2 separate regions of the Homo sapiens genome follow, and region 2 is linked to region 1. A link is a loop called in an ENCODE intact Hi-C map of the cell type or tissue named here. Cell type or tissue: B cell. All regions are shown on one strand. Each heading gives the region's core, and the rest is flanking DNA. Links, peaks and the distances in the headings are about the cores only.

Region 1 (8,000 bases), core at 1-8,000:
TTGGCTTCTTTTCAAAATTATGTCACACTTGCAAAGTGCAAGAACAGTATCTAGGAGGAATGCTTAATAAATAATACCTATTATTCATGTATTTATTCATTCAAAAATATTAAATGGGCCCCTATTATGTCCCAAGCATTTCACTAGGTATGGGAAATACAAGATAGAGTAAAAATAAGCATGGTCCCTTTCCTCATAAAGCTTATAGCCTAGTGAAGGAGACGCAGGCATTAATGAAATAATCACACAAATAAATGTAAAATTACAACTGTGATGCATGCCATAAAGCAGATCTATAGTGCCATAAGAGTGCATATTTAGGGGGAATCTATAATGGCAGAAAGACTTCCTTGATAACTGAAGGAAGCTGATGTCTGCAGGTTGAAAGTGAATATAGCCCGGTCAAGGAATAGACCAAGGGCCCTGTGGCTAGCGTATAGAGAGCCAGGTGGAGAATGGAAAAAGATGGAAATGTAGGCAGGAGCAGATAATACAGAATGTTGTAGACCACAGTTATAATATTCGTCCTTAAAGACCAGTGGGAAACTAATGAAGGATTGCATTTCAATGTGGAAACTGTGTTGTAGTCTCCCAGAGCATAAGAGGTAAGAGAAGGTAGAGAAAAATGACCCCTTCCTAGATGTAGCATTGGTCTCAGGCTAAATTTAGAAACGAGCATTTGCCATTGCACTCTTGACTCCCTCTCTGTTCCTTCTACCTGGGTCATTCCACCTGAGCCTGTGGTTCCCACGTCACTGTTTATCCCTCTGCATCAAGCTAGTCTTGCCCATAAAAGTACCTCTTGCCTCAAAATGCTCGACCTTTCTTGCTTCTAAGCAAATTTCATTCAGATAGAAGTTTCAGATTCATACCAGTATTTAGAGGAAAGCATATTGACTAAGATGTGAGTAGCTTTCTTCCGGAACAGTGTTCTCCAACTTTTCGAACTCCTTTACAGTCTTAAAATTTGCTGACGACCAGAGAGAACAGTTGTTTATATGGGTGATATTTATCTATTGATCACATTTGAAATTAAAGCTGGAAAATTATTAATTCATTTAAAAATAATAACTTCATCATATGTAAATTTGCACATTTTTATGAAATATCACTATATTTTCCCAAACAAAAACTAGTGGGAAGAGTACTATTGTTTTGCATTTTGCAAATCTCTTTAATGCCTGGCTTAACATAAAACTGTTGGTGTATCAAATCTCTTTTGATATCACATGTCATGTAGCCTCTGGAAAACTCCACTATATAACTGCAAGAGAATGAGAGTAAAAAGGCAAATAATGTGTTAGTAATATAATGAAAGTAGTTTTTGTCTCACCGAGCCCTCCAAAAGGTCTTAGGAACCCGTAGGTCCCCAGGCCACACCGTGAAAACTACTACTTCAAAAGAAAACATGCAATTTTAAAATAGATGCTTATTAAGCCAAAAAGACTATCATCCAAGATGGCATTTCAGGTAGTCTACAAGTGAAATGAAAAGAATTCAGGCAGCGTGGCTCTAACCTAGTTCTGCTTTTCACCGCTTCTTCCGTGTATCTGTTTGAACCAATTAAACCCTCTAAAAATTCCAAATGATTTGTAGTGTTGGTAGAGATTCCTGTGAGTGTTTAGACAACATTGAAAATTCTTGAAACGTGATATTTTTGCATTGGTTACTGGTGTAAGGCATAGTCTCCATTCAAAGTAAACTGTGATTTCTGCATAGCTTCCCGTGAGCATCCGGTCACTTCATTTTCTGTAACAAAGACCCACTTAGATACTGCAACTTAACTGTGTTTATCTTTCAAGAACTGATTTGTGAGGTGAAGCTAAAGTAATGGGAGATTGTTAATCTCTGTGGTCTCTTCCGGGTCAGAAATGACATGATTTTATCTTATTTTCTTATGTAGCACACAAACGCTTTCTGAGGGCAGCTAAAAACATTTGGAATGATGCATCATTTAAAAATGAGTTTTGCTTCTCTGATTGACAGACTCGAAGAACAACATTCCTTTAGATGAGTTTTGTTGAATTTGTTTAAAAAATTCCTTTAGATGAGTTTTGTTGAATTTGTTAAAAATTCATTTTCATTCTTACCTTGTACCTGTAATATTAAGTTCCACCATCACTACTAGTGGGAATAAATTCTATCCTTTTTTTATTGATGTTAAACATATATTTCTATCAATTCAATATTAAGTACTTTATTATTGTACTTCACAATCATGAAAGTGCCTGCAGGGAAGAGGAAGACCATGCCCATAAAAAGACTACTAAATCTGTACTTCTCTTTAAATCAGTAGCTCATCATGGACGAGTAATGCTCTTGACCACTAGTTTATCTCCCACATCATTAATATTTTCTGTTCTTTAAGGAAGGACATACATAAGTGATTAAACATTGTAGAAGGACAATTGAGAAGCATTTACACTCCTTCATTTGAACTGAAATTTGTAGGTTATCTTTGAGATGTGTCACTCATAGATAAATGGTTAGGAACATGTTGGACTTAAGAGGTCACAGATGAGTGGCCCACAGGCCACATGCAGACCACAGATGTGCTTTCTATATTCTGGGTTTCCTAAGTTGCCCTCACTTCCTATTATTTTACTTGTGGCCCAATCTGCACATTCACCTTGCCAGTCTGGTGGCTGTCAGTATTTGAATTAGTAGCTCTATAGCAAGCAGTCATGTCTGGGGAAAATAGAAAAACAGAACCCAAGAAGATTACAGTACTGTGTTGTAAGAAATCACCTAATAGAAAATTGTTTGACAAGGATGTATAATTATTCATCTTTTAAATTCTTGGTCATATGAAAAAATAACTTTAAAGGTAAATGAAAATAATAGTTGATTGACAAGCATGCCTCAAAAATGACATTTATTATATAAAGATTTTTTAATAGCTTAACACAGGAGTTAGGGTATGAGATTATGAAACGGGGTTGTATCTTCCTCAAAGAGGTCATCCATCAAAACTTTGCTTTTTCATTATATTACTCTTCTTATTTATGTGCATTGTTTTATCTATAAAAAATATTTAATGTATATTTAAATATATAGAATCAACCACACAACTAATTTGTCAAATGCATACCTTTGCAGTGTTAGTTTATCTGGAAGGTCCCACAGCACCACCTAGTGCCCTGTATTTTATTTTGCATAATATTTTTATAAATTTAAGAATTCTTATCACATTTGAATATCAAATATGGCCCTGAAGCAAATATATGGTTTAAGTAGTATTATAAATAGAATGCTCTAAAGTAATTATTGCATGCTTTATTGAAAAATTTAAGTGAAACTCTAAAAAATGATGATTGTAAATTTTAATAATAGTACTATTATTAAAATTTACTGGTAAAAAAATTCACTAGTATTTCTAATTCACATATAAAGACATTCTTAAAAGATTGTTACGTTGTGTGTGATCTAATAGAACTATTGGTAAGGTTTTTGTCCAAAACAGATATTTATTTCTTCTTATTTTTTTCTTGTATTTGCTGTTCTCTAATAAATTAAAAGTAATTTTTTAGGCTTCCTCTTGGAGGTCATGATTTCTAAGTCTTTATACTTTTAACACTATCTACAACAGCTCTTATAAATTTCAGATAAAACTGTATAATCACTTTTTAAACTAGAATTGTGAGATATTTAGAGATAGATAAAATACTTCTACATTAAAAAATAAAATCAGTCAAATAAAAGAATGAGGTGTGCTTATATATTCTTTTATGGAAAGAGCTCCAGGAAATATAGAGAAGTGGGAAAAGATAAAGCTATGTACAGAATACTGTGTATAGTATGATTATCTTAAGAAAACTGTATAAATTTGAATAAGTTAAGAACGCTAGGCTAGATGGATGAGTAGGTGGGTAGAGGAATGGGTGGATACTGTTTTTTTTCTGTAAGGAATTACAAGAAATTGCTAATGTTTCTGAGTTGAGAGGGAGCTAGAAATTTTCAATTTTTCTTTGTACTTTTCTATACAACTAAAAATTTTCTAATGAGATTCATGTATAACTTTGTTTAAGGCCGACAAGGGTTATTTGTGTTTTAAGATTATGAACCATTTCATTGTTCCTTATAATATTTTCTGTATTAAAAACAAAGCCAAATTTTTAAATAAAAAACTAGTGTTATAAGGTTAGCATCCATCTCATAGATTTGTCTTTTTAGAAGGCTTTACCATACATTACTTTTTAATAGAACATGTAAGCCCCAAGAAGGCAGAGAACTTTTGTCACACTGTATCCTTGACTTCTGGAATTGTATCTGGCACATAATAAGTGCTCAGTAAATTAGCATTGAATGAATGAATGAGGACATATTATATTGTGTCCAACTACTATATAGAATACTATGTAATAATGAGATGTATTATGGTGAAATTTTATCCTATTTATGTATAAACATATGTGTGCATGGTTACATTCTTATGTCTGATGTTATTAAAACACTAACACTGATTCAAGTTAGTTCAAAATACAGAATATCAAAAACTCTAAATTATACTTTCAAATGTTTGTGTATGGCCATTTTTGGTTTTGGGGGGGTTTGGTTTTGCCTATTCTTAATAAAATATTTTATGCAACATATTAGCTATATTTGGAACTCAGTTATATTGAAATTCAATCCAAATGGTTACTAAAGAACAATACTGTGATCATTTCCCTCTTTTATTTAAATTCCTGATAATTCTATCTTAGTGACCTAATGGTTGCTACTTTTAAAGTTCCTGCAATTATACTTATATTAATCATAAAATGCTAATTACTCATTACATATATTCAATTCCTAACTACTAATTTAAAATTCCATGACATTTTATAAGCTACTGTTAGTGAAAATCCATTCATAAGCATAAGTTATATTGTTTTATTTTAAACATGCAGTGATTCATACTAATGTGCTGTGCATAGATTTTTTTTTAAACTGTCAAAGTGTGTAGAAGTTGCCCTCTACTGGGGAACTAGAAAAATTATGTTAACATAGATTTTCAATTTCCTTAAAGACTTAGGTAAATCCATTGATGTGATTTACCAGATGATTGCTTCTTGCTCTCTGGCACTTTTAAATTCTGAAGATATTGAAATGATTAGCAGAAGATATTTAAAAATAAATGTCTGATATGAATATATGTACATCCATTTCTAATATAAAGTCTTGGCTATTTCTTATTAAAAATTCCTTAGTAACAACACCCAATGGCTAAGGTCTAGAAGTAATTTTATTGGGATAAGTCTCTACTGAAACATTAAGGAAAATTAGCTGTATATACCTATGTAACTAAAAATGACTCAGTACTGTTTTTAATAATTCACCATAGAAATGTCCAGGTTAAAAGTCTAAAAGTCTAATCACTCTCTCTCTCTCTCTCTCTCTCTCTCCATATATATATATACACACACACACATATATATGTATATGTGTATATATATATTTTGTTTTTTGTTTTGTGCTAGAGCCTTTGCATTTTTGCTAGAGCCTGGGTCTTTGTTTTTTACTAGAGCCTGCATTTGCTAGAGCCTGGGTCATAAGGTGAAATTTGATTATGGCGAAGTGATTTGCTTGTTCTATTAGTTGTTGAACTTTTTATACCAAAAAAAGTCCATTGACCAGTTCTTATAAACTGATAAGACAGTCTTCTTCCTTTTGCTATTATTGCCTTTCCTTCTGCCCTTGAGAGTTCCATCAGGCTTTGGAGAGCACTGCCTTAGAGAGATTCAGAGTCTAGGATGCATCTCTAGGTTGTTAAGACCCCAATCACACATATATGTTTTTCTTCTCCTACCCCCTGATATTTAATAAAAATAAACATATTATTAAGGAGAAACCTGTTTAAAATTGGTGTCATTGGTGAGAGGTAGATAGGGAAAGAAGCAACTACTGATATTTAATAAAAATAAACATGTTATCACACACCGGGACCTGTCGGGGTGGGGGACAAGGGGAGGGAGAGCATTAGGACAAATATCTAATGCATGCGGAGCTTAAAACCTAGATGATGGGTTGATAGGTGCAGCAGACCACCATGACACATGTATACCTATGTAACAAACCTGCACATCCCGCACATGTATCCTGGAACTTAAAGTAAAATTAAAAAAAAAAAAACGACAAATGAAACTATAAAAAGGCAGGAAAACATGTCAGTAGAAGTGAGGATATGAGAAAAAATAAATGCCTTATCTGGTAGATTAGGCTTGGAGAAAAAATAATAAATAAACATGTTATTAGGGAGAAACCTGTTTAAAATTGGTGTCAATGGTGAGAGGTAGATAGGGAAGGAAGCAACTGCATACCCAGATCCTACTGCCTCTTTGTGTTGGGGGTGGCAGGAGGATCTGTGGACCAATGATGCTCATGTGAGGTGCAAACCTTTCTTAGGACCATTGGTTAATCCACCTCCTTCTCCTGACTGAAGCCTCTCTGAGTCACAAAGTTCAGAGCTGGTTTTCTAAGCTGCAGGAATGGCTCTGGCTAAGGAATATTATAAAAACCAGAGTAAATCAGACCATTGAAATATGAAACAAGGCAAGTGTAGTGCAGATGTCTCCATTCATTGTGTCCATCTTATACTCAGTATTGATCGTCACAGCTAGATCTAACAGCAGTGTGTGCCATCATTTAGACACGTCCAAAAGGAATAGATGAGCTATGCCAAACCTATTCATTTCACATGTGTAGACATGGTCTGGGTTTTTTGTTTGTTTATGTTAAAGTTCTGTTATAAATCTGAATAGTGATTTTGATTAAACCATTATTTTGAGTGTCTTATATAAAAGAGAATCAGTTTTTGATTATTTTAGAAGTTTATTTTAACATCCAGGAGCCTACATAAGAAGCCCCTTCCCCAAATCTCCCTCAAGTCACTTTCCATTGCCTCCTTTCTCTGTCCTCATTGAACTTCATACTATCCCCCTCCTCCATATTCCACGTCTCTGCCTTGCTTTTTCAAAAATGTTCTCCCATAGTCTTGTTGGTAATTCATGGGCCTTTTAGGGTAGGGATGAAAGTGCCTATTTCAAGATTTAATCTCTTTTAAAAACCTTCCTCTAATCTGTTCTAATTTTATCATCTATGTGTTTTTGTTTTGTTTTGTTTTGTTGCTTTATATGTATGGTAAATAATATAGTGCTGAGTAACTGCTTTCAGATCTTCCATATGTGAGCTTTGTTCTACTCAAGTGGTTTGTAGGAGGCAGTGTGGTATCAGAAATAAAGAACTGGGCAGGGAATTTGAGACACTAAAATGCTACTCCTTGTGTTTCCACTAACTCTGCACCCAAGAGTGAGAGACATTGCCTCCTTGGGCATCAACTTTTCAGTTTGTAAAGTGAGGTAACACATTATCCCTAATGTCTCTTTCAGCTAGAATTCTTTGATTTCTCTAAATTCTTAAAGAACTCCTATCCAGTATATCAACACAATGGTAGAGATCTTGGATTCTGGAACCAGACTGCATGACTTGCTTCCCATTCTGCCACTTACTGCTTGGGAATTCTGAACAATTCCTTGTCTATGTACCTCAATTTTCTCCTCTGTAAAATGAGAATTGTAGTGGCAGCTTTCTCATAGGTTTGTTGTGAGGACCAAATGAGTTAGTAAATATAAAGAGCATAGAACAGTTGCTGACATATACACAGTAGGCATTCAATAAATGTCAACTAGTCTCATTATTATTACAAACACAAGGGTTTTAAAACATTTCAGAAAGTGTGTGTGTTTCTTATCAAATGGATATGCTGCTCCATGAGAGAAACATTTGTGGACACACATTCATCTATTCATTTGTTCTTTCATTCAGCAAAAAAAATTATTGCATGCCTAATATTTGCCAGGCACTGTTGTGTTACAGACATCAATGAGCAGAATGGCAGATACACATTAAATCTTTTAAACCAGTGGGAAAAAACATCCATGTTACTCTAGTGACCTAAGAGAGTTACTTAGTGCCTTATTTTCATGTATTCCAACACCAGTGGCAAGTTATATATGTAATCG
Region 2 (13,054 bases), core at 2,111-10,110, 1.2 Mb before region 1:
CTCCTGTGATAACCCATTACTCCATTCACCCCTTAATCCATGAACGGATTAATTCCTTGATAAGGATGGAGCCCTCATGATCTAATCACCTCCCTAAGGCCCCACCTCTCAATCCTGCCACAATGGATTAAATTTCAATATGAGTTTTGGAGGGGACACATATTCAAACCATAGCTCTTGGCATCCCCAGGCCTCTATAATATGGCCTGGTTCCTGCTATCCTGTCCTCAGGCCATCTTTCTGTTTACAGTCACAGTAAACATGCCCAGTGCTGCTTCTGCACGGTGCCTACTCATCCTTCTCACTCACAACTCTCTCCTTTCCCTGAGTCTCCCATTTGAATCTAACTCATTCACTCCGGCTCAGCCTAAGTCCAGCCACCCATGAGATTTCTCTAATATTCCCAGTTGACCCTTATCTCTCTTCTGAACTCCATAGGGATTCTTCTCTGAGCTGCCTGTCACACATTTCCCTTACTCTCTTGTGTCATGAGTTATTTTTTCATGTATAAGTGTTGTGTATTCTCAACTCACTTTTAAGTACTTCAAGAGAGGCGTGTCCTAAAGCCTGTTGTATTATTGTCTGTGGGTCTCAGGGAGGTGGTGTGTTGCAGGAGGATGGCACTCCTTTTTTTTTTTTTTTTTGAGACGGAGTCTCGCTCTGTCGCCCAGGCTGCAGTGCAGTGGCGCAATCTCGGCTCACTGCAAGCTCCCCCTCCCGGGTTCACGCCATTCTCCTGCCTCAGCCTCCCAAGTAGCTGGGACTACAGGCGCTCGCCACCACGCCCGGCTGATATTTTGTATTTTTAGTAGAGACGGGGTTTCACTGTGTTAGCCAGGATGGTCTTGATATCCTGACCTTGTGATCCGCCCGCCTCGGCCTCCCAAAGTGCTGGGATTACAGGCGTGAGCCACTGCGCCCGGCCCTTTTCTTTTTCTTTTCTTTTTTTTTTTTTTTTTTGAGACAGAGACTCACTCTGTCACCCAGGCTGGAGTTCAGTGGCGTGATCACAGCTCACTGAAGCCTTGAACTCCTGGACTCAAGCAATCCTGCCTCCTAAATAGCTGGGACTATAGGCATGTCACCACACCCAGCTAATTTTTGTATTTTTTGTGTGGATGGGATTTTGCCATGTTGTCTAGGCTGGTCTCAAACTCCTGAGCTCAAGCGATCTGCCAGCTTTGGCCTCCCAAAGTGCTGAAACTTCAGGTGTGAGGCACTGCTCCCTAACCAAAGATGGCATTTCTATGACTGTGTGACTTTGGAAAACCCTCTGAGCATCAATTTCCCCGTTTGCAATTTGAGCATAATGATAGCTACTGGGCAGGGTGGTGGAAAGGGTTAGCCAAGATGCATGTAAACGGAGAGTCCCAGGGGCTGGTACATGATAGGAGCACAGTGCTTGGTAGCCAGAGGCAGTGCTGAGTAAGGGCTGAATGAGAAGGCTCATCACTATCCATCTTGGTGCCTTCAGCATCTGGCATGGTCCCTGAACCTCTCATCTGCAACTGAGGATTTAATTCAATAAGCATTTTGTTTTAGTTTGAGTTCCCTCAGAAGAGACCATGAGACAATAATGTAAATGTGAAAGTTTATTTGGGAGGTGACTCTAGGAATCATAGAAAGGGGAGTGGGGAGGTGAGGTAGGGGAGGAAAGGAAACCAACACAGGATACGTTAATGGGCAGGTTACCACTGAGGGCAGCTGGGCTCCAACCTACTGGGACCATCTGAAAGACTTTGTAGAACATGCTCAAAATCATCACCAGAGAGACAGGAAGTGAGTACCTTTACCACCAAACTCCATCCGCTGTGGATCGTCGGCTGCTCACAGAGGTGCTGACAGCCCTACTTTTCTGGACTCTTCCTCCCTATCGTTGAGTTCCTGCAGCAGAGGGAGCTCCTGGGCAGAGAAATTCAGGAAAGAATTGCCAAATTTAGCCAGCAAAAACACAGAATGCCCAGTTAAATTTGAAATCTAGGTTAACAACAAATACTCAAAAAAATGTGTGTGTGTCCCATATTATAGATATTTAAAAATCATTTTCATGGGATATACTTAGAGTAAAAAATTGTTTATCTGAAATTTAAATTTAACTGAACATTCTGTATCCTACCTGGCAGCCCTAATTCAGGGGCTTGCTTGGGGGATAAAGGTGGAGTAAACTGTCTTCTTTTATTGAGTACTTACTATGGGTCCAGAGTGAGATTTATCGTGGGAATGCAGAATTAATGAATAAGTCTCCAGACCCTGCCTTGCCCCTTGAAGTTGTAATTAGATTTGAAAGAAAGATGTGTGTAGAACTGCTTTGAAAATGATAAATGCTGCACAAATGACAAAGAAGTATTCACTTTTAAAATGTATTTTTAAAAACACTAGTAGTGTGTCTAGCATAGTAGCTGCTCAATGTTTGTCATGTCAAACTGAATTATTATTATGATTTTTTTATTCTTTTATTTCTATTATATTTCAATAGTTTTGAGGGAAAAGGTAGTGTTTGGTTGCATGGAAAAGTTCTTAAGTGGTGATTTCTGAGATTTTGGTGCATCTGTCACCTGAGCAATGTACACTGTACCCAATGTGTACTTTTTTATCCATTGGCCCTCTCCCAACCTTCCCCCTGAGTCTCCAAAGTCCATTATATCATTCTCATGCCTTTGCGTCCTCATAGCTTAGTTTTCCATTCCTGTTTGGTTTTCCATTCCTGAGTTACTTCATTTAGAATAATGGTCTCCAACTCCATCCAGGTTGCTGCGAATGCCATTATTTTTTTCCTTTTTGAGGCTGAGTAGTTATATATCCCACATTTTCCTTATCCACTTGTTGGCTGATGGACATTTAGGCTGGTTTCATATCTTTGCAATTGCGAACTGTGCTGCTAGAGACATGCGTGTGCAAGTGTCTTTTTCTTATATTGACTTCTTTTCCTCTGGGCAGATACCCAATAGGGGGATTGCTGGATCAACTGGTAGTTCTATTTTTAGTTCTTTAAGGAATCTCCACACTGTTTTCCATAGTGGTTGTACTAGTTTACATTCCCACCACTAGTGTAAAATGCACTCTTTTCACCACATCCACACCAACATCTGTTATTTTCTGATTTTTAAATTATGGCCATTCTTTCAGGAGTAAGGTGGTATTTCACTGTTGTTTTGATTTGCATTTCCCTGATAATTAGTGATATTGAACTTTTTTTTCATATGTTTGTTGGCCATTTGTATATCTTCTTTTGAGAATTGTCTATTCATGTCCTTAGCCCACTTTTTGATGGGATTATTTGTTTGTTTGTTTTTTTTCCTTGCTGATTTGTTTGAGTTCCTTGTAGATTCTGGATATTAGTCCTTTGTCAGATGCATACAAACTGAATTATTATTATGGGCAAATAATACTATTATTTGTTGATTACTGTCATGAGACTCAGGCAAGGTTGTTTTAACATCTCCCTAGGTCCTAGATCCATGCTTATTTTTGGAGTCTTGCTTCATATTATTCATATTAAAGTGAATATTCATATTATTCATAATATTCATATTAAAGTGAATATCTCACACTAATCAAGGGAAACATATATATATTGCTTAAGCATTTTTTTGACAGAATTTAAGAATTTTAAAATTTTTTAGTTTTTGAAAAGATTTAGCTGTGACTTATTTAAGATTAGCTTTGATTTCTTAATTCAGGAGGGTAAGAAGGTCCATGAACTTGGATGAAAAAAATCTGTTTTCATTAACTTCAAACTGAAATTTGTAATTTTATTTATTAAAGAATATAGGCCATACATCACATTAATATTAACAATATCTCTCTCACCAATAGAAACAATAGATATATTCATGTCACATTACAGGGATTACGAATATCCCAAAACATCATTTATACTAATTGCTACTTTGAATATATAGTTGTGACATTGTTATTAAATCTTGTTATTAAATGCATTAATAAATAAGCACATATTTACAAATTAGTATTTTAAAGTTTTTTTTTTTTTTTGAGATGACTCTTGCTCTGTTACCCAGGCTGGAGTGCAGTGGTGCAATCTCAGCTCACCACAACATCCGCCTCCTGGGCTCAAGAGATTCTCCTGCCTCAGCCTCCCAAGTAGCTGGGATCACAGGCGTGTGCCACCACACCCAGCTAATTTTGTGTGTGTGTGTGTGTGTGTGTGTGTTTAGTAGAGATGGGTTTTCACCATGTTGGCCAGGCTGGTCTCAAATTCCTGACCTCAGTGATCCATCCACCTCAGCCTCCCAGAGTGCTGGGATTACAGTCGTGAGCTACTGCGCCCGGCCGAGTTTTTAAAAGTTTTTTGAAAATTTTATTTTAAAATAGTTGGCTTTCTTTGTGGGGCATTTTAAAAAAGTTCCAGGAGCTTCACTTAGGCTTCCAAAGGGATCTATGGCACAAAAGTGGAAAAGATCCCCTGCTAGGGCCTCGTGGGTAAAACAGCCTGGGGCTCAGGCTATGGGTCACTCTCGCCTGGTATTTTTTCTTTGTTCTTTTGTAGAAAATAGTGGGGACTTAGCAGGCTCAGGAGAGTGCAACTGCAGGCAGAAACAAGAGAAAGTTCAAAATATGTCTAAACTTTACTGGAAGATTTACTGGTTATCAAGTCAGAAGACTTTGGATCCAGTCCAGGCTTACCTTTAATATTCTCACAGTAGATGCATTTGCTCATTGAATCAGCCAATCTTTAAAAAGGGCCTATCACCAGCCTGACCCTATGCCTAGGCATTGGAGCAGGCAGGCCCAGGGTTGAGTCCATTCTGTCACTCACCAGAGGAGTGACCTTGAACAAGTTATTTCATATCCTGAAGCCTCAGTTTTCTAATCTGTAGAATGGAGATACTGATTCTGAATTTAACAGGGTGGTTGAGAGGATTAGATAAGATGGGTGTAAAGTACAATAAACACAGAGAAGATTACAGTTACTATGAATCACCATTTTGTCTATAAACTCTTGCATCAATGTGCTGCTAGTTGTCAAAGAAAAGCATATAAAACAGTCTTCTCTTGTATCACTGATTAAATATTTTTTTCTGTTAATGTTTTTGAAGCATTGTTTAGAGAACTGTAAAAGTAGTTAAAAAGAGGAAATATGACTGAAAATTCATATTCCTGAAAATATATGAATGTTAAAAATTGTATCAGGTGATATAATGACTCATCAATAACCTTACTAGATTATTTATTCTTAAAAGATATATTTGGTCAGGCGCAGTGGCTCACGCCTGTAATCCTAGGTCTTTGGGAGGCCGAGGTGGGCGGATCTCTTTGAGTTCAGAAGTTGGAGACCAGCCTGGGCAACATGGTGAAACCCTATCTCTACAAAAAAATACAAAAGAAAAAATAAAAAAGAAGTGGGTGTGGTGCCTCGTGCCTGTGGTCCCAGCTACTCGGGAACTGAGGCTGGAGGATGGCTTGAGCCAGAAAGCGGAGGTTGCGGTGTGAGCTCATATCACGCCACTGCACTCCAGCCTGGGCAACAGAGCGACACCCTAAGGGAAAAAAAAGTATATTATAGTTAAAAAACTTAAAAAAAGTTCTATCTGTAATTATGATTCTAAGAGAGCCATCCCACTGTTTTCTTTCCTGATACTATATTTTCTAAAAGTCTAAACACAAGGCTTTCCTTTGTTTTGGTTTTGAAACTTTGACCATTTATTCATAAACCATGCTAAAAACAGCAACTACCACCAGGTCGCGCTGTAGTTCCACAATGAAAACAGGCTGGGGTCTAAGGAATTCTCGAAGGTCTCAGTTGTCACATCATTTCTGTTTTTTGAAGCAAAGAGGGGTGGAGACAAATATTTAAAAGGAAAAAGAAAAGCTTTTGCTGAAAATAAATAACTTCAAATTCACTATAATTTAAACGTTGATATTCAGCAAAAAAGATTTTATCTGAGAATGTTGCTATTGCTACTTTTAGAAAAAATTGCTTTCAACTCAGTCCTGTTATTTTCCGGATGGAAAAATATAAAATAAATAAATAAAAACCGTGCTGAAAGTTTTCTTTCCTATATTCTCTAGTGGTTGATGGATAATACTATTTTTTTAAAATCCCAAGATGAGGTATATTTTATTTAAAAATTATAGTGATAGCTTAGGTATAAACCAGGCTTTAGAAAATATATAAACACTTCATCTTAAAAACAGTTTTTTTTTTGTTTTGAAAAAGCCCTTTTTTCTTTTTTGGTCTTATTTTTCCCAAATGTCAATATTTATGAGTCAGGGGTTGTGGGAAATGTTACCTAGAGCTACAAGGGCCGGAGATTGCCCTCTTGTATCCCTGGGGAGTTGAGCATGAGTGCCAGAGGGCAATGTTTGGCTGGAAGGACCCAAGCCTGCCTTTCTTTGCACCCCACAGTATGCCCTTTGAAGTGAAAGACATTTCTGTACTCAGCTCTACTTCATAGGAATTCAACTCAGGATGAGCAATGCACACAAATTTCTGTATACCCTTTTAGTATAAAAACAGAGGCAGACTAACAGAAAACCAAAAAAGCCAGAATTAATGCAGGCTGTTTGGAGTTTTGGAAACTCTTCTGATAACTTAAGTCACAAATCTAAATTTCTGGATGAGACTATTTTTTGATCATGTCACTTTCAGAACATCAGTCACTTGAAGTTTAACCCCTTTTAGGATTTGGGTGGTATTATTAGGAGTTTTGTCAATGGCAAAGACAGAAGTCCATGAGAAAGAAATCCTCACAGAAATAAGGTAAAAATCACGAAATATCAGTAAATTATGAAGCTTACATTTGTTTTGAAAATGAACCCATCAGCATAATGAAAAAAAATGCATTATTTAATCCAAGTGTTTTAGTTTGCTTCCTTACAAATTGTCCGTTATTAGGGACTGAACAAGAAAATAAAAGCTGAAAATGAACAAGATTTACTGAGTGGAATACAGGGGAACTGGGAAATATGCTGGCAAATTGGAGCCATTAACAAGTTAAAAAAATCAGAAACAGTTTTGAAAACCAGAAAGTCACCAGTAAAATATATCCGTAAGGTCAAATGAGCTGTCCTGATGTTGATTCTCAATTTCCTCCTGCATTTATTTGAAGGAGCTTCTCTTTATTATTATTATTTTTAAATTTAAATCTTTAACCCCCATAGATGGCTATGTCTCCTAGTATCTTTCAGCTAAGGATTATAACTTTTTCTTTGCTCTATGAACTTTAACACTTCTTTATTTAGCTTGATTTATTTTTAAATGTCCCACCCAAATACTTAACTGGTTCAAGCACTTAACTGGTTTCCAAAGGCTTGTTGTATAAATAACAAGATAAAAATTCATAGAACATTTTATTTTCCCACATTGGGAGGTAATAGTCCTGTTTCATTTTTGGAAAAATATGGCAAAGAATTATTGAGGTTAATGAAAAATTAAGGGAAATGATAGCATCAGGTTTTTTGGGGAAAAAAAGATTCTCTCTGGGAAGAGACTTTCATTTCATTTTCTAAACACATGGGTGTGGCCTTTGGCTTTTTTCTCCACCCATTGATCAGCTAATTCTAAATGCATTTTCTCCACTTGCCAATGGTATGCCAGCATTCTGCTGTTTATATTCTCTAGCCTAGTTTTTTATTTTTATTTTTCTGTAAATGGGGATTAAAATATTTAGCTCGGAGATGTTGAGAGCATTTAAATAGTAACGTGTTCAGCCCTTGGCGTACAATAGGTATTCAATGTGTGATACTTTCCTTCCTCCTTTCTTCATTAACTGGAACACACACACACACACACACAAAACACCAGTTTACCCATATTAAATACCTCTATGAGAATGTAATGCAAAACGTGTTTAAGTTAATTTGTACAGCATTTACCGTTCAGCATATACCATTCTTGCAACCCAGTTATAGACATGCTTAATGAAATTAGCATTGGAATCAAGGCTCTGAAATTAAAAGTAAAATTCAGGTGGGTAGAGTTGGCATTTAAATATTTTGTATATTTAATTAATATCCGTATGCATATTTATTTATCACTACATTTATGTTTAATTTATTATTTATCTTATGTATAGTATATATTCATATGTATATTTATGTTTATCAGTTGTGCATACGCCTGTGAATGTTTTAAGTCTGTTTTGGAATAGGTCACTAAGGCATGGTTCTATGAAGGTATTTCAGGTTTTGCGCTTCTATTCACTTCAAAAATGAATTGTTAAATAAAATTTGATACTGTAGGAAGCTGAAAATAGTCAACTTCCCTTAGCTAGGCACCAATAACATAGAGTTTTTGAGAAAATCAAGCAAGGCAAGGATGGCCTATTTTTCTCTAAGAAATTCATCCGTATGTTCAAATGAATGTCTTCCTTTTCAGAGAAGTTGCTTTGGGAGTCTAGACACTTCTTTCAACTGTACTGCTATTGCACTAAACATTTTAGGAACTTTTTTTGGAATTACCTTTAGGGCTAATTAAGGAATCAAAGTAAAAGCTAGTCTCATTATATTGTAGGCTACAGCACTTCTATCCAGTCAGTTACCGTCTGCCTTATTAAATGGCTTGGTTGTTTCCAAAAATGAAACTTACCCTGATGAAAAAAAATATTTTTAAAAAATACCCTGACATTCAAAGCAATTCCCGTAGTGTGTGAAGGAAGGAAGTTCCTAACTGGAGTTTCAAAACTGTTTTGAAAATCGCTGGAATGTTGCTGCCTACTTTGATGGGGACATCATTCATTTGTATGGATAAATTCAAGTATATTTGTTCAAACCCAGTGTCATTGTCTTATAGTCATGTCTTTTGACAGTAACTATTTATAATGTGAAATAGGGATCCTTTTGAGCTGAGAGACCTCATCAAAAGACAAATGCTATTATTTAAAAAGGAATCATGGTGAATTTTTAACTAGAGTCTGCTGCGTTCAGTTACAGGCTCCAGAAACTTCTGAAAACAAAAGGAGAAAAATACAAAGGCCATTGTGCCCAGATCAGGCCTGTGATGTTCCTTTTATCCTCACATGGATTTGTTTAGCGAGTTACTGCAGTGCTTGTGTATATGATTAAATTTAAGCCAGTCATCATGGAATAGAATTATAAAGGCTGCGGGGTCCATATTTTGAAACAAGCAGGAAAACAACATGAACTTGTTAGAGGATGAATCCAGACTTTGATCTTAGCAAATACATAAACAGTAACAAGATGGAAATAAAAGGTAAAAATATTTGTAATATATTTATGTTTGGTTATTAATAAAAAGGGAAATCGGTGAAAAAGGCAAAGCCAAAAAGAAAAAAAAAAGCTTCTGCTTAGGTACTTCGTTAAACCACATAAAAACTGTGAGAGTCCTGAGCAAATGAAATCTGTGACACATACTGAAACCCTTGAGCTGGGCCTCCAAGGGCTTCATGGTTTTAAAGAGGCTGTTACGGACCTGGAGCTTTTCTGGCATGCCAGTCTCAGACCCTCCAGACTCGGGGGCTGCCAAACTGCTCATTTCCCACAAAACTTCAGCAGACTTGTAGTCTCTGACCATCCATCCATGTGCTATATTCCCAATAAAGCTATGCATCCTTTCAGATGACCCATATTGTGGAAACCAGTATCTGAACAAATCTGGGACCCTTTTAAAAAACTCGGTAGCTATGCTGTGCAAACCACGAATGCACTACTTCCCATTTGATTAGACATTTTCTTCTGGAAATGATTTTTGGAATTGATGTGGTGTCTATTTTTTTTTTCAACAAAGCTGTCTCTCTTTTAAAATAAATCCCACGAATAATTTACTCTGCTGCCAGAGATGTGCTTGCTTTTATTTTTATTAAGGCCTGAAGTGTCTGGGATCAGCATCCTTGTGCCCCTCAGGGCTGTATGACCTTATGACCTGCATGGTCCTGCCAGGTCGCTTTCAGGGAAGGAAGCCCTCTTGATGGTGTGGAATGAGCCTCCTGAAGTGTCCACACATTCTCCATCCTGGCCCAGTGCCAGCCTGTGTTCAGGCTGCCTCAGACCTCCACAGAAAGGGTTAATAACGCACAGCAGAACGTCCAGGCAGATGAATAACAGATGAGTTTCCCAAATCTTGGTAAAACAGTGATGTAGAAAGTTGGTGAGGTTTTAGAGATAACTCCCAAATGTTTATATCATAAAATATTCTCCTTTCCATTTTTCACTTTCCCTAGCTAAGGAGGCTAAAATTCTTTACTAAGTGAAGGAAGTCAGATACAAAAGGTCACATATTTATATGAACTCTCCAAAATAGGCAAATCTATAGATACAAAAAGCAGATTCATGGTTGCCAGGGGCTGAGGGGAGGGAAAAGGGAGAGTGACTGCTTACAGGGTTTCCTTTGGGGTGATAAAAAATGTTCTGTAACTAGATAGTGCTGATGTTTGTAGAACATTGTGAAGGTAATTAACAGTTATTAAAATGGTAAGTTTACGTTATATGTATTTTACCACAATAATTTTTTTTCTTCCTTAGGTAAAGTACAGGTGAAATGCAAATAGGAAAAGTAATTGTTAAGTCATTTGCACTCATCAATATCTTAGTAGTAATTTTTAGGGCAATTAAGGGGTCTCCTAGTAAGTCCCTGATTATTGGGTAAAACAAAAAAATTGGTTATTGGTGAAAATGGATGAAAGGGCAAAGCTGGTGTAGCACGTGTGAGGAAAGGACAAGAAGGCAGGTCGGGGTAAGACTGACCTAGTGTAATGGTGAATTTTATGTGTTAACTTGACTGGGCCATGGGGTGCCCAGTGCCTAGATATTTGGTTAAACGTTACTTCTGAATGTGTCTATGAGGATGTTTCTGGATCAAATTAACACTTGAGTCAGTAGACAAAACAGATTCCTTCCCCAGTGTGGGTGGGGCTCACTCAGTCCATTGAAGGCGTGAAAAGAACAAAAGACTGAATCAGAAAATTTTTTTCTCCCTGCCTGTCTTTGAACTGGGACATTGGTCTTCTGCTGTTCATCTTTGACTCAGACTGGAACATACACTATTGTCTCTCCTGGTTCTCAGGCCTTTGAACTTGGACTGGAACTATACCATCGGTTCTCCTGGGTCTCCAGCTTGCTGACTGTAGATCTTGGGACTTCTTAGCCTTTATAACTTCATCAGCCAATTCCTTATAATAAATATCTTTATATTTTTATCTGTATCTGTGCATGCATTTCTAACTATGGATATATATATTTCTATCTGTTACTGGTTTTGTTTCTCTGGAGAACCCAGACTAACACAGGTTTTGGTACCAAGAAGTGAAGTGTGGCAGTAAAAGATATCTAAACATGTGGAAATGGCTTTGGAGCTGAGTAACGGGTAGAGGCTGAAAGAGTTTTCAGGTGCATGCTAGAAATATGGATATAAAAAGAGATTTTGATGAGGTCTCTGATGGAAATTAGGATCATGTTATTGGAAACTGGAAGGAAGGAAATTCTTGTTATAAAGTGGCAAAGAACTTGGCTGAATGGTGTTCAGGTGTTTTGTGGAAGGTAGAACTTGTGAGCAATGAAATTGCATATTTAGCAGAGGAAATTCTTAAGCAAAGTGTTGAAGGAGCATCTTTGCTCCTCCTGAGTGCTTGTAGAAAAATGTGTGGGCTGGGCACAGTGGCTCACACCTGTAATCCCAGCACTTTGGGAGGCAGAGACAGGTAGGTCACTTGAGGCCAGGAGTTCAAGACCAGTCTGGCCAATATGGCAAAATCCTGTCTCTACTGAAAATACAAAAATTAGCCAGGTGTGGTGGTGCATGCTTGTAATCCCAGCTACTTGAGAAGCTGAGGCAGGAGAATTACTTGAACCCAGGAGGTGGAGGTTACAGTGAGCTGAGATCATGCCACTGCACTCCAGCCTGGGCTACAGAGCAAGACTCTGTCAAATGTGAGAGAAGAGAGATGAATGAAGAAGAAATTGTTAAGCAAAAATGAACCAGAGCTTTAAGGTTTGGAAAACAATCAGCCTATTCATATTGCAAGAAACCGAGAAAGCATGTTCTGAAGAGTATGCCAAGGGTATGGCTGGATTATGGTTTGAGAAAGAGTTTATGGGATGATATGAGCAGAAACACTGCCAGTTTGAACTGAAGGGGATGGAGATGTAACAAAATGAAGGAAGGCTGTTGGAATTCTTGGATTCTGTGAAAAGGACTGTATAGCTATTTGGCTGTGAATGCATGCTATTCTTCAAGGAAAAGGAAGAATGACTTCAAATGTGACTCAGAGATCATCAGGGCTGTCACTCCTACCACAGACCTAGGGGATAAGGCTATCTCCTGTTTGGTTTCAAAGAGTGTGACCACCCCTCTTGTTTTAGAAGGTGAGAAAAGCCCTACTCAGTGCCTTAGGAGTGAGCCCACAAAGTGTAACCTTGGGAGCAGAGCAACTCAGAGTCTCAGGTGCATTACTTTTTTTTTTTTTTTTTTGAGACAGGGTTTGGTTCTGTCACCTAGGCTGGTGTGCAGGGGTGCAATCTTGGCTCACTGCACCTCTGTCTCCTGGGCTTAAGCCATCCTCCCATCTCAGCCTCCAGGGTAGCTGGGACTGCAGGTGTGCACCACCATGCCTGGCTAATTTTTGTACTTTTTGGCTTTATTTTGTTTTGTTTTTTGTAGACATGGGGTTTCACCATGTTGCCTAGATTGGTCTTGAACTCCTGGGCTCAATTGATCTGCCTGCCTCAGCCTCCCAAAGTGCTAGGATTACAGACTTGAGTCACTGTGCCTGGCCTTGGGTGCATTACTTTTTCAGTGGGTCCTGAAGGTGGGAGTGCTACCCTACTGGGCACAGAAGGCAGAGCATGGGACCAAAGAGAATTATTCTTGAGCCTTAAAATCTAATGGAATTCACCTTGCTAGGTTTTAGATTTTCTTGGGACTTGTCTTCCATCTTCTGGCTTCTCCCTTTTGGAAGGAAAATATCTATCCTATGCCTGTCCCACCATTGTATTTAGGAAGAAAATAGCTTGTGTGGTGAAACTAAATACAACTTAAGTCAGATATGTCATATATGAGTGAGACCTTATCTTTGGACTTTAGACTTGATGCTGGAATGAGTTAAGGCTTTTGGGGCTATTAGGATAGAATGAATGTATT

What was found. Hi-C counts contacts between places; a loop is a spot of excess contacts. Peaks named below come from ENCODE experiments on the same cell type or tissue, not always from the same donor. Only the 100,000 strongest peaks of a DNase experiment are listed, where the experiment ranks them.
Region 2: a loop joins it to region 1, with 21 times the contacts of the local background. A loop is called at or near these places in 7 of 110 quality-filtered maps.

Annotation. Positions count from the first base shown.
Region 1 is chr4:146,337,920-146,345,919 of GRCh38, reverse strand. All of the region lies in intron 5 of SLC10A7 (solute carrier family 10 member 7), which reads left to right. Among named protein-coding and RNA genes, the nearest start is that of MIR7849, 67 kb to the left of the region's middle. In B cell, for the core only: CTCF peaks have their summits at 2,910, 3,113 (motif pointing left) and 4,946 (motif pointing left); a DNase peak (open chromatin) is centred at 3,119.
Region 2 is chr4:147,583,113-147,596,166 of GRCh38, reverse strand. LINC02507 (long intergenic non-protein coding RNA 2507) reads right to left here. Exons shown (of 4, transcript NR_187416.1): 4 at 1,578-1,902. Among named protein-coding and RNA genes, the nearest start is that of LINC02507, 20 kb to the right of the region's middle. In B cell, for the core only: CTCF peaks have their summits at 5,501 and 5,706 (motif pointing right); no DNase peak of the experiment used is centred there; H3K27me3 peaks cover 275 bases.